Regions from separate parts of the Homo sapiens genome. Here all the other regions are linked to region 1. A link is a contact called in ENCODE Hi-C or POLR2A ChIA-PET data. All regions are on one chromosome and are shown on one strand. The core of a region is the stretch at or near the end of the contact, and the rest is flanking DNA. Distances in the headings are between cores, read along the strand shown.

What was found. A loop is a pair of places that touch in the nucleus more often than their neighbours do. ChIA-PET counts read pairs that join two places held with the same protein, here RNA polymerase II (POLR2A). Pooled maps may share reads with other maps.
Region 2: a loop to region 1 is called in a map of IMR-90, with 2.9 times the contacts of the local background. The contact joins the enhancer-like site here to the promoter of NTPCR in region 1. A Hi-C loop is called at or near these places in 1 of 168 maps with a recorded cell type or tissue (IMR-90) and 1 of 50 pooled maps.
Region 3: a pooled map shows a loop between it and region 1 (6-fold over the local background). The contact joins the promoter of PCNX2 here to the promoter of NTPCR in region 1. A Hi-C loop is called at or near these places in 1 of 168 maps with a recorded cell type or tissue (CD4-positive, alpha-beta T cell), 3 of 37 single-sample maps with no recorded cell type and 12 of 50 pooled maps. POLR2A ChIA-PET finds 5 or more read pairs at or near these places in 1 of 52 experiments (T-cell).
Region 4: a map of B cell shows a loop between it and region 1 (11-fold over the local background). The contact joins the promoter of MAP3K21 here to the promoter of NTPCR in region 1. A Hi-C loop is called at or near these places in 4 of 168 maps with a recorded cell type or tissue (B cell, CD4-positive, alpha-beta T cell, CD8-positive, alpha-beta T cell and 1 more), 5 of 37 single-sample maps with no recorded cell type and 10 of 50 pooled maps. POLR2A ChIA-PET finds 5 or more read pairs at or near these places in 2 of 52 experiments (OCI-LY7 and activated CD8-positive, alpha-beta memory T cell).

What each region holds. Positions count from the first base shown.
Region 1 is chr1:232,949,022-232,952,054 of GRCh38, reverse strand. NTPCR (nucleoside-triphosphatase, cancer-related) reads right to left here and starts at 1,444. Exons shown (of 5, transcript NM_032324.3): 1 at 1,311-1,444. The coding sequence starts at 1,344. It overlaps LOC107985361 (a long non-coding RNA gene), which reads left to right and starts at 506. Exons shown (of 2, transcript XR_001738525.2): 1 at 506-727; 2 at 899-3,033. RefSeq lists enhancers at 629-1,168, 1,169-1,710, 1,623-1,722.
Region 2 is chr1:232,472,102-232,474,872 of GRCh38, reverse strand. The region is part of intron 7 of SIPA1L2 (signal induced proliferation associated 1 like 2); the gene reads left to right. Among named protein-coding and RNA genes, the nearest start is that of SIPA1L2, 160 kb to the left of the region's middle. RefSeq lists an enhancer at 109-278. Within about 2 kb of position 1,437, at least 2 of the 41 ENCODE cell types and tissues checked have a DNase peak (open chromatin) inside an H3K27ac peak, as active enhancers do; they include IMR-90, where a contact is called at or near this core.
Region 3 is chr1:233,294,346-233,297,068 of GRCh38, reverse strand. PCNX2 (pecanex 2) reads left to right here and starts at 1,344. Exons shown (of 34, transcript NM_014801.4): 1 at 1,344-1,743. The coding sequence starts at 1,591. RefSeq lists a silencer at 1,249-1,628 and an enhancer at 1,909-1,958.
Region 4 is chr1:233,326,205-233,329,141 of GRCh38, reverse strand. MAP3K21 (mitogen-activated protein kinase kinase kinase 21) reads right to left here and starts at 1,418. Exons shown (of 10, transcript NM_032435.3): 1 at 309-1,418. The coding sequence starts at 1,113. It also overlaps a transcript of PCNX2 not described here. RefSeq lists silencers at 775-974, 1,164-1,315, 1,115-1,414, 1,605-1,904.

The sequences.
Region 1 (3,033 bases), core at 195-2,694:
GAGCTACACTGTAGAATTATTTGAGTCTTTCAACTACGTGTAGGTAAGACTTTGATAAAGCAGAAACAAGAACCACCATCAATACAATCACGGTAACAGGACACCTCCATTAATAAAACACACAGTTGTCTTGGGGTCAGCCTGCTGAGTATCAAACTGCATTCCAAGTTTCAAATAAAGGATTGACAAACCAACTTTCAGAAAACAGTTCTTTGCAATACTTAGGAGTGACTTTAGATAGCAGGCATTTCTCAAACCACCCTCCTCCTCCTCACCCCCTGCTCCCCAACTCCCCCATCCAATGCCTGACAAAATCCCAAAGTCTGCAATATTAGCTGTAGCCTTTGCTACTTACAACTAAACATAATCATTAAAATAAAGTGAAAGAGAATTCTAGATCCAGGGTTACAGCCTTTGATATCTGAACCCACACTAAACTTCAAAATTAGATTTGCCTTGCAAAGGAGCTGAAGAAATCACTTTCTCCACTCTTAGCCCATCTATCTTTTTTTAGCCTATCTGATGCAGCCTACCTGTCCTTTTTAGTAATGCTTGATACATGGGTAGCGCCTTGGTTTAAAAGCACCTCCTCCTACACCTCTCATCTGACCTCAACGCTATCCTGCTTCTCAGATGAGAACTCCACAGGCCACAGGGTTGAGGGATCTGACAGACATCAGGAGGGGACAGCGACAGGAACAAGCAAGAGTGTCTGAGAAGGGCTCCTGTAGGTACCAAAGCTTCTCCACCTCTGGCCTCAGCTGTGGAGGGAATTCGTGGGGATGGAGATGGGGATGGGGGTGGGGGGATGAACTTAGATGGGAAAGAAAGGTTACAACTTCAGTTTCGCTGTCCTCCAACTAAAATTTACCATTTTTTTTTTGCACGATCAATGTAGCAAAGACCCACAGTAAGGAAATACCTGTGACTATCAACAGAAATTAGACATCTCCACTTCACATCGCGGTTGCCGCAGATCTCTTGAAATACCATTTGTGCAGACCACAACGTCAACACTACAGTAGGAGTTACCGCTGCCGCTGGCCCCTGCGGTTTCTGCCCTTCATCAAGAAGCCAGTCTAGGACCCCCTCACAAGTGTGTTCTAATCCTTTAGGCCCTGTGTCTTTTAAATCACGTTTTCCGGGAAGGAGTACAAACTCTTCAGACTACCAAGCCCGCCATTTAAATTGGGAACTTCAGAGGCCGGAGCCCTGGAGCCGGAGACCCTCCCCGACAGCACAAGGTCGCCCGCAGCCCGCGCGCCCCCACCCCCTCGACCTCTTGGAGGTGGGGATCCCCTCAGGGTTACCTGGGGGCCCCGTTAGGAACACGTGCCGGGCCATACTGGTGGGCGGGGGTAGGGGTTGCGGTCAGGGGAGCAGTCCAGGTTGGGGTCGCAATTCAGGTCAGGTCCGGACCAGGGTCGCGACTCAGGACCCGCCCACCGCGTGTCGCAGGCCCCGCCCCCAAGCGGTGCTTTGACCGGAAGCACCGCCCTCAAGACCACGCATGCGCCTTCTCCCGAGTCCCCGGTCCGCGCCTGCGCATTCAGCCCTCGGCATTGGCGCCTGTGCCGCGGCAGTTCCTATAGGCGGAGCGGGTTGTACGGTCTCTTAAGTTTCATTCTGGGTTCAGGGCTTTTGTGGGGTATTTGCAGAGATAAGTGCGTGAGAACGTCAGTTATTAAACTATTGCTGCTTCAAGTCAGCGCCATCACCCAAGTTCTGCCCCTTGACTCCGGACCTAGGAGCTGAAATTGCCCAAGGCTGCCGGGACAGCCCTTTTGTAGAAGGTTTGTGACCTGGAAGCATTCCTCAAAGGGGGATGCCATGTTAATGACTCCAACTTTGTTCTCAAACATTCCTGCAGAATAGAATCAGCTGGGGAGTTTTAAACTTGCTCTGATGCCTGGGTTTCACCTGCAGTAATAGGGAGTGTCAGAAGACAAAATTACAAGTTTAGTTTAAAGATCTAATTGGCTTATATTTAGGATCTAGAATCGAGAAATAGATCATTTCATAAAGCAAATAGAGTGTTCCAATGAGTTGTGCAGAGGAGGTTGGCTTTATGGGCAAAAAAAGGCTGAAGAACAAAACAAAGAGTGGGTATTTCAAAGTTACTTTCCTTATAGGGTTAAAACAGATTGGACTTCGTTATTGTACTGACTCAGGTTAACTACAATCTCCTGTTTTTTGGGAAAACGGGCCTGTTTCAAAGTTCAGTTTGGTTACATGGCACTTGGCACAAGTGACTCCATTCTGGTTTGGTCTAGTCTGCTAGGACCTAGTGCAGGAGGTTAGTCCAAAACAATGGCCTCCCATAAATCTTGTTTAACATGAGTAATTGGTCTTGAGCGAGTCTTGAGCACCTGTATTCTTTTTTCTTCTTTCTAAACTCCAGGAAGTTCCTGAAGTGCGCTAGGGTTGAGAACCACTGGTGTAGGCAGGCTTCCCGTCCTCAGCCATGCATAGGACGCCCAGTTTTCCCTCTTTACTTTCACACCAAAGTGTATAAAGATCTCCTCTTGCAAAGAATTAAATAGCTTCTCCGTCTCACTTTACCACTGCAAGTGTTCCGGCCAACGAATGACGTGGCAGTGGCCTTGGGCCACATTTACCTGTAAACTCTTTCAGTCTAACATGTGTACAGCTTAATTTGTAGTCAGTCGTTCCCCATCCTGGCTGAGAAAGCAGTTCAGTGAGTGCTCAACTTAATTGGTTTCTGCCCACACATGGACCTCTTGGTTTCCCTTTAGCCTGAGACATATGCCAGTCCAATGATTATCTAAAAAAACAAAGTTGGATTTGTAAAATATAGCTGTCATCACCATCATTTCTGCAACATTTGTAATGCTCTATTATTATAACAGTATACTATTTATTATCCCAACTGTTAATGTAGGGCCTTCCACCTTGATTTATTTTGCAGTCCATATATGTTGAATACAGTGAAAAGTTGATATAGTAAAGTAAATTCATAGGAGGAGCTTCCAAAAAAAAGGAAAAAAGTATATGTATCTCTTGTATCAAAAG
Region 2 (2,771 bases), core at 188-2,687, 480 kb after region 1:
TGTCTAATTCAGCTTTCATTTTTCACCCAAGTGTGCTGTCTGATACTTATTTTCACTTCCTGGCTTTTTTCTTCTCAGTTTGCTTTTTGAGTTTTTTCCTCTCGTTAAAATTTTTTTTTTTACTGATATATAATAGTTGTACATATTTTGGGGTTACACGCTGTATTTTGATACCTGCATACAATGTGTATTGATCACATCAGAGTAATTGGCATATCTGTTACCACAAACACTTATCTTTGTGTTGAGAACATTTCAAATTTTTTTGCAGCTGCTTTGAAATACACAATAAATTGCTGCTAATGACAGTTTCCCTACTGTACTGTCGAATAATTAGAACATACTCCTTCTATCTTACTGTATTTTTGCACTAAGTTAAAACTGGTCTTGTGAGATACTGGTTTGTTTAAGGAACTGAGGCTAAACCTACGGCCATATATGGTATTTCTGTAGCATCTATATGCTTTTGCCATGGAATTGGGTGAAGACTCACATTTTCTCTTTCCTTGTCATAACAAGAGCTTATTCCTGTTTCACAGCTGGAATCGAGTGTTAGAAATTTAGTAGAAATGACTATGTAAATCTATCTAATACAATATTTATTAACTCACTGTTGCAGTTGAAGACACTAATAAGTTGGTTCTCTTGACATCACTGAAAATTGTCATTAGCTTTACATACCTAGAAAGAAGTTCGCCCCAGAAGATGTCATTCCTACAATTCCCTCAAACAAATAGTACCGTCAGGTTTTGCCAGCCTGCGTTCGTTTGTGGTTTGCCATCCCTTTTCCCCATTCACAGACTCTGATTGTATAGAATTTCATTGACCAGTTAGAAAAAAGCATAAACTAAATACTAAAGAAAACATTTGCCTTTAAGAAGTTCAAGAAATTACTTATTTCATGTTTGACAAAGTCCTAAAACAGAAAAATGAATAATATTTCTGTTAATTTTCCAGATATTTTCTTTAGTCTCTGAAGCAAATTCAAGCATTCTATTAATGGATAGTGTTCATTTTTCTTATTATATTCTCCTTCAAAGAGCTTTAGATTTTACCCTTCCTAATGAATCTTCTTGTTCCCGCCTCCAATCGTTTATTTTTTTCTACAAAGTGCATTATGTGGCCATGGTTAAATTAACTAGACTTTTGAAAACATTTTTTGGCCCATTTTACAAAGCAAAAGAATGTGTCTAGAAAGGGACAACAGTGGTTTGGCATGTTGTCAAGGTAACCAGACTTTAACTTGTGCTTTAACTTGTGCTTTAAATAGTCCTGTGGTGAAGTATAGAATCAGACCCATCATGTTCCTTCAGGAGGAAAAGAAATTGGATAGGAATAACTGTGCAATTTGCTGTTGCAGTCTCAACAGCCATGAAGCACTGACTAACAAGGCCCTCCCTGCACCCTGTGTTTAATGGAGAGGGCTGGCCAACATGAAGCCACACCGGCAATCACTCAGGAAGTAGGAGGCGCTGAACTCACTGCCTGGCCTTGGCCAAAGTGAGCTCCATCTTTTGACAGTCTGAGAATTCCTGTGTTTCAAGGGCACTGAATAAACTAGAGTATGAACTGCTGTGTTTTGTAGTCTACAGATACATTGAACACAATGATGGGCATATTTTTAAAAACTATTCCTGATTTTTCCTTGTCTCATTACAATGCCTATGAATCATGTATTTCAATTTTTGGAGAAAAGAGTAAAGAATGTCCTTGCCAAAGATAGTTTTCACTGATTATTTACATGCATTTGAAATGGCACATTTTAAATATCTAGCAAACTTTTTAAAAACTACATATTTAAATGAGGTGGCTCATTGGGTCTGTATTATGATGTACTAATGTATGTTTCCAGACTTCACTCAGACAGTAAGATGATTTTTGTGTGTTTATAACTTTGACCATGGGGATTTAAGTAGGAATTTCTCAGCATATGAATCAGCAGTTTAACTGGCCTGTAGAAAACTCTGAAAGAATGAACATTTCATTCCCACTTTTCCAGGCCTTTTATCATGCTAAATCACAAGTCAGGGACCTGACAATGAAATCCTTTTTGTATCTGAGTTTAAAAGGCTTTAAAAGTTGAACTTAATGGTCTTTACTTGGAATATGCGCTGTAGGTGCCAAATAAATTTAAGGGTAAGGTCGTGGTCTTTCATATTGCTAGTAAAAAGAGATTTACTATCTGAGATTGTCACATTCCAGCAATGACATCACCAAGTTGTGTAAGGATTGTTGTATGTATTAAAACTGAAGATCACAAACTTTTGAGAGCACAAATCTATGCCTTCACTTGCATAAGCTTACCGAGTGCCTTTATGTGGATTTATTGGCATGTGTTCATAGGAAAGAAGTGGTCACAATTTTAATGCATAATGTGATGTGTCAGTAAGTGTATATTTGGATTATTTATTTGTTAAACAAATGTGTATTGGGTACCTCCTTTGCCTGGCACACCATTAGAAACTAGGAAACTGAAAGTCAGTATGACACTTCTGTGCCCTCATGAAGGTTATGACCTGATGCAGAAGAAGTAAACCAACCATTAGGAGACAGTACAACAACCAGTGTAATAGAAATAGGCCCGGGAAATAGGAAGTTTCTTTCAGATGAAATGGGATCTACAGAGACAACTGCATTGTCTGGGAGAAACCTGGAGGGAAGGGGGCATTCTTGGCAGAAGGAACATCAAAAGTAAAGGCGTTGGTCAAGTGTTACTGCTCTGAGCATCATTCCCCCTGCCAGATTTGTGATTTATAAAATTACAAATGATT
Region 3 (2,723 bases), core at 95-2,594, 350 kb before region 1:
TTGTTTACAAGCTGTGTCTTTAAGAAAATTACTCTTCCAGTACAGAAAGCAGCCATATTCCATTTTGATGATTCATTCCTACTGATGAATGTAAAGTAGAAGGAAGAGTGGTTATAGCTGATGGCAGACACACCATAGTGAGGCTTTTGCTGTAACTCAGTGGCCTTTCATGTCCTGGGCCCTCTCCTCATGATGGGCCTGTCCTTATCTTCGTTTCAGCCTGGGAAGGCTGGTGTGCCTTTACTGGGCCTGACTAGGGCAGCCATAAGTAAGTGCTGCTGCAGACCAGAACATGGCCAGGACACAGGCAGGCACACAAGTCAGAGGAGTGTGATGTGTTGGGACAGACCAGGTAAGGATGATGCAGGGAAGGCGTGTTGGGAATCATGGAGCCCTCTAATCTTTGTCTCTCCCTAAGGCTCTAGCTCACACAGGGCTTCTGCTCCTCATCCCAAAGGAAGACAAGCTCCTTTTTATCTCTTCCCTTTCCAAAACCCACTCTCAAAAGAGAATCTAAACTGTATCCACTGTAAATGATAAAATATATAATAGCTTAAAGATTATTAATTTTTTGTCCAGTGGGTCTTCCTGTCTAAACAGCATAGAGAGATTTAGACTAATGTTCTATATAGCCAGTTAAATACCTGGGATTATGTTCTAGGAAAGAGATAAAAAACTAAGGCTAACTGAAGCTCCTAAAATTTTATCAGGAAGGTGGTTATCTTCTTTCTCCACCAAGTTGGACAACAGGGAGTGGAGGAGAAACAGTCAGGGAGGACAGAAGATCAGTGGCAGAGGACCAGGTAGAGCTTAGATTAATAGAACGTCTGGGGTCAGCCCTTAATTAAGGAGAATGAAGTCGTGCAGGAAGTGCTCAGGAGAAGAAATTACTTTGAGTGCTGTGTGACAGGACCTTGTATGAGGTAAATACTTGGGTGCAAAAAAGGACAAGGACAAGGAACGTGTCCTGGGTCTGTGCCTTCTGCATGAGAACACCCTTGCACGTCCCCTAACAGGAGGATCAGAGAGAAGGGGAAGGGAAGAGGGGAGAGGCAAAAAAAAAAAAGAAAGAAAGAAAGAAAAAAAGAGCGAGAAAGAAAGAGAGAGAGAGAGAGAAAGGAAGGAAGGAAGGAAGAAAGAGAGAGAGAGGGAGGGAGGAGGAAGGAAAAAGAGAGAGAGAAAGAAAGAGAGAAAAAGAGAAAGAGAGAAAGAAAAGGCTGGAGGCACTCACAGAAATCCTTCTGGCCCCCAGCGAAGGCTAAGGAGGGACTGGGCGGGCGTTGGGAGGAGCCTCGGAAGCAACCTCTGAGCAGCCGCCTCTGAGCACGATGGGAAAATCCTTCCTCCCTCGGACATGGCGCTCACCTGCCCGGCCGCAGCAGCCGGCTCCGGCGCCGCGGTTCGCGGGTCCGGGCGGAAGAGCAGCTCCAGCTTCAAACGTGGGGTGGAAGGAGGCGGCGGGGGCGACGGCGGCGGCGACGGCGGGGGCGCGGCCCGCGGGCCCGGGTGTTAGACCTGAGGGAGCCTGGAGATCCGGCCGGGGCGCGCAGGGTGCAGCGGGGCGCTCACCAGCCCCGGGGCGCAGCCGGCATGGTGTCCCAGGTGCTGCAGCTGCTCCGGCAGGGCGTGTGGGCCGCGCTCACCGGGGGCTGGTACCACGACCCGGAGCAGAGCAAGTTCACCAACAGCTGCCACCTCTACCTGTGGCTGTTCCTCCTGCTGCTGCCCCTGGCCCTGCACCTGGTGAGTGGGGAGGGTCCGGTCCCGGGGAGCTGTGGGTATGGAGGGAAGAAGGAGAAAGGAACCACAGACGTGCCATCAGCCTCACGGGCTTTCGGGTTCGTAGAGATTCTTAAGAGACGGAAAGGGAGGGGCTTCAGAAATTTGGGACAGAGAACATGCAGGGAAAGGGGACTGTGAGGATTCACTGGAAAAGAAAAGAAGTAGACAGGACTGCGGGGGCTCGGGGACTCATTAAGAATTGATGCCGGATGTTAGGATGAGTCACTCTGCTTGTGGCAGGGAGCGTGCAGCCTGTTTTGTAGGTGGGTAACTCTAGGCCTTAGAGCTGGGTAGCTTGGGATAATGTTTGGTGTGAAATGCTGTAGATTGTAGCCAAGAGGAAAAACGAAATGTAAAAAGCAGACTCATTTCAGTTATTGTCCCCTTTTTCCCCCCTCACCTTCTTTCTTGTTTTGCTTTGAGAAGGCAGTTCAGTTATCAGTTACTCACATTGTAATTTCTACACCACTATGTATAGAAATCTGTAGGAAGATATAATAATGGATAAATCTAATGTACTTTATGCTAAACAAAGTATTACAACATTTAGATGGGGCTTGACATTTTAGTGGGGTTATGGTAAGTGAGTGCTTGCTGAAGAACTACATAGATGGCCTTCTTAGGTAAATTATACGTAATTAAAACAATGGTTTACCTGCTTTGAAAAGCTGTACAGGTAAGGTGTTCCATGTCTTATTAAACTTTACGTGCCAAGAATCTAATTTTGGTATGTCGGTTGGAGGACTTTATTCCTAACACATTATTTGATCATTTTTTTTACAGCAAAAATCGTCAATGAGTTTGCATGACTGATGGATTCCGAGTTTGACATTTGTGATTGGGTTTCTCTTTACTCTTTTTCCGGCAGTGTATCCAAAGGGTCAGAACTCTGGGTGTGAAGTCATGATGCCTAGGTTAAATTTTGGGTCTACTGGTTACCA
Region 4 (2,937 bases), core at 169-2,668, 380 kb before region 1:
AAAGGCCAGACTGCCCCCTGAGGTTTCTAGGAGATCCAGGTATTTTACAAATGTTTCCTCTACAAGCAAGTCTGGTCTGAACTTTTTTAAAAAGCACCCAAAGGCAAGTCAAGGTTAAGCGTGTCACCAGCCCCAAAGCAAGTAACCAAGGACTAGCTGGACTTCCGAGCCCTGAAGGCCTGGGCATGAGTTGCTGCTGGCGCCCTAAGGCTGACTCCCACCTCTTTCCATCTGGTACTATGTCCTGTGGAGCCCGCCTGGGCTGGCACGGAGGTAGTCTTCCCCCACCTCCCTCTGGCCCCACTTACTGTTGCTGGACTTGAGGTCCCGGTGCAGGATGGGCACGAAGGCCTCCTCATGCAGGTAGAGCATGCCCCGCGCTATCTGCACGGCCCAGTTGACCAGCACGTGCGGAGGGATGCGGCGCGCGCGGCGGGGGCCGGGCGCGCGCGGGTCCGGGGCGGCGTTGGCAGCGGCCAGCGCTCGGTTGAGCGCTCCGCCGCGGGCGAACTCCAGCACCAGGCAGAGGTGCGGCTGCTGCAGGCACACGCCGCGCAGCTCGATGATGTTGGGGTGCCGCAGCATGGCGAAGAGCCGAGCCTCGCGCCGCACGCTCTCGGCAGCCGCCGCCGCGTCCTGCTCCGGGTCCTGGCGCGCCGCCTTCACGGCCACCTCCTGGCCCTGCCAGGTGGCGCGGTACACCTGCCCGAAGCCCCCAGCGCCGATGAGCTCCTTCAGCTCCAGCCGCTCGAAGGCGACGTGTACCGGGGAGCTGGGCCGCGAGGGCGGCGGCGCGGGGCTGGCGGCCGGGCGGCAGGGAGCCACGTAGTTGGCGGGGAAGATGCCGAGGCGCCGCTGCACCTGGCCTGCCCACCAGCCCTCGTCGCCCGACACGGCGGCGTCCTGCGACAGCACCTCCACCAGCTGGCCGCGCCGCAGGCTCAGCTCGTCCTCGCCGCGAGCCTCGTAGTCATAGAGCGCGGCCCACAGCCCCGCGCCCGCCGAGGCCGAGCCGCCCGAGGAGGTGGACGACGAGGACGCTGAGCCGCCGGGGGCTCCCCCGGCCGAGGACACCGGGGTGTCGGTCGCTCCCGCGGCGCCCCGCAAAGCCATGGGGGCAGCTGCGCGGGGAAGGCGGAGCGGGAAGCTGGGCTCAGCCTCCCGGGCGGCCGCGGGCGCGCATCGTCCGGCGGTGTGGCCGTCGGCGCCGGGGGAAGGCGAGGGGGTAGGAATCGCGATCGGTGACGGCAGAGATCACGGGCTAGCTGCCCAAAGGGTCCAGCCTCGGCCCGCGTTCCTGGCCAGCCGCCTCTGCTGCCGCAGCGGTCCCCGAAGCCGCGGGCGACGTCCCACCATGGTCGTGCCCAGGCCCTGCGGCCGGCCCGCCCGCCGCGCGCTCCTTAGCCAGAGCCTGGGACGCCCCACCCCACCCTAGCCGCGCCAGGGCCGCCCCGCCCCCTCCGGCTCCATTCCGCACCGCCCCCCCACCCCCCCGGGCCCGCCCCTAGGCCAGTCCCCAGGGCCTTCCCGCCCCTCCCCCAGCCGCCCCGCCCTCTCCAGGTTCATTCCGCCCTCCTTGACCCGTCCCGGGCGCCCAGTCTGCGCCCGCCCTATGGGACCGCCTTCCTAGGTTCGCCCCACCCTTCCCCACCAACTGCACCATCCCGCCCCGCCCTCGCCAGGTTCACTTCCCTTTTCTGTGCCAGTCCCCAGAGCCTCGTCCCGCCCCTGGCGCCCGGGCCCGTCCCCCACCACCTTGGGCCGGGCCCGCCCCCTGGGCCCGCCTGGCTGGTCCCACCCCGCCCCCGCCGCAGGTGCTCCGGAGCAATGGTGAGCCGCGCCCACATGGTCTGGGAGGCGGGATCGGCCGTCATCCGCTATAAATTTTCGGGAGAGTTTAAATTAAGCCAAAGGTAAGACTGAGGGAGGGGACGCTTCTCCAAGAAGCGGTGGGAGAGGGTTGAGAAGATGTGGGGCTTTAGGGTGTGGCGGGGAGAGAGAGAGTTGCAGTTCAGGGAGAGTGACAGAATCTCAGAACGGGCTACAGAAGAAATTGTAGCGCGGTGCCAGACCTGGGCCAGTGCGAGTGGCAAGTCACCATGCTAAGTGCGTTTGAGCCACCGTGCATCTCAGAACTGACTAGGTTACAGATCGCAGCGCAGAGTGACCCGTGGTCGGTATAGTCCCAGAAGCTCCATGATGGTAAATCCTTTGCTTATTTTTACTGTCTACTCAGATGGAAAATGCCCCAGTCTCCCTGGAAACCCACAGGTTTGGGTTTAGGAAGCATTGGCAATGGCTGGGTGCCAGACGTTGGTAGGTTACTGTGGCAGGTGATGAGGCTAAAAAGATAGAAGAGCTTAGTTATTAAAATTCTAAAATATTAGATTATCCTGTAGTAGGCCAGAATTTCCTAACGTGTGGATCCTGTACTTCCAATAACAGAAGGGACAATTTTAGATATTATGAGGATAGGACATACAGTAACATTCTGAGTTACATAAAGATAAATTTATTGTCTTTTCAGTTTTCTTTGTCTCTCAGATCAAACTATTTATTGGCTGTGTGACCTTGAGCAAGTTTCTTTATTTCTCTATGACTCAGTTTTCTCATCTATAAAATGGGAATATAATAAATAGTACCTACTTTATAGGGTTTTTAGGAAGACTAAATGAGTTAATAGTTTTACAGTGGGTCTTCTGCATCCACAGAATCAACCAACAGCTGGTCAAAAATGTTTTTTAAAAACCCAAAAAATAACAATACAAATAATACAAATAAAATACAGCATAACAACTATTTACAGAGCATTTACATTATATTAGGTATTATAAGTAATCTAACTATTTAAAGTATGGGCATACTTTGGAGATACTGCAAGCATGGTTCCAGATCACTGCAATAAAGCAAGTGACATGAATTTTTTGATTTCCCAGT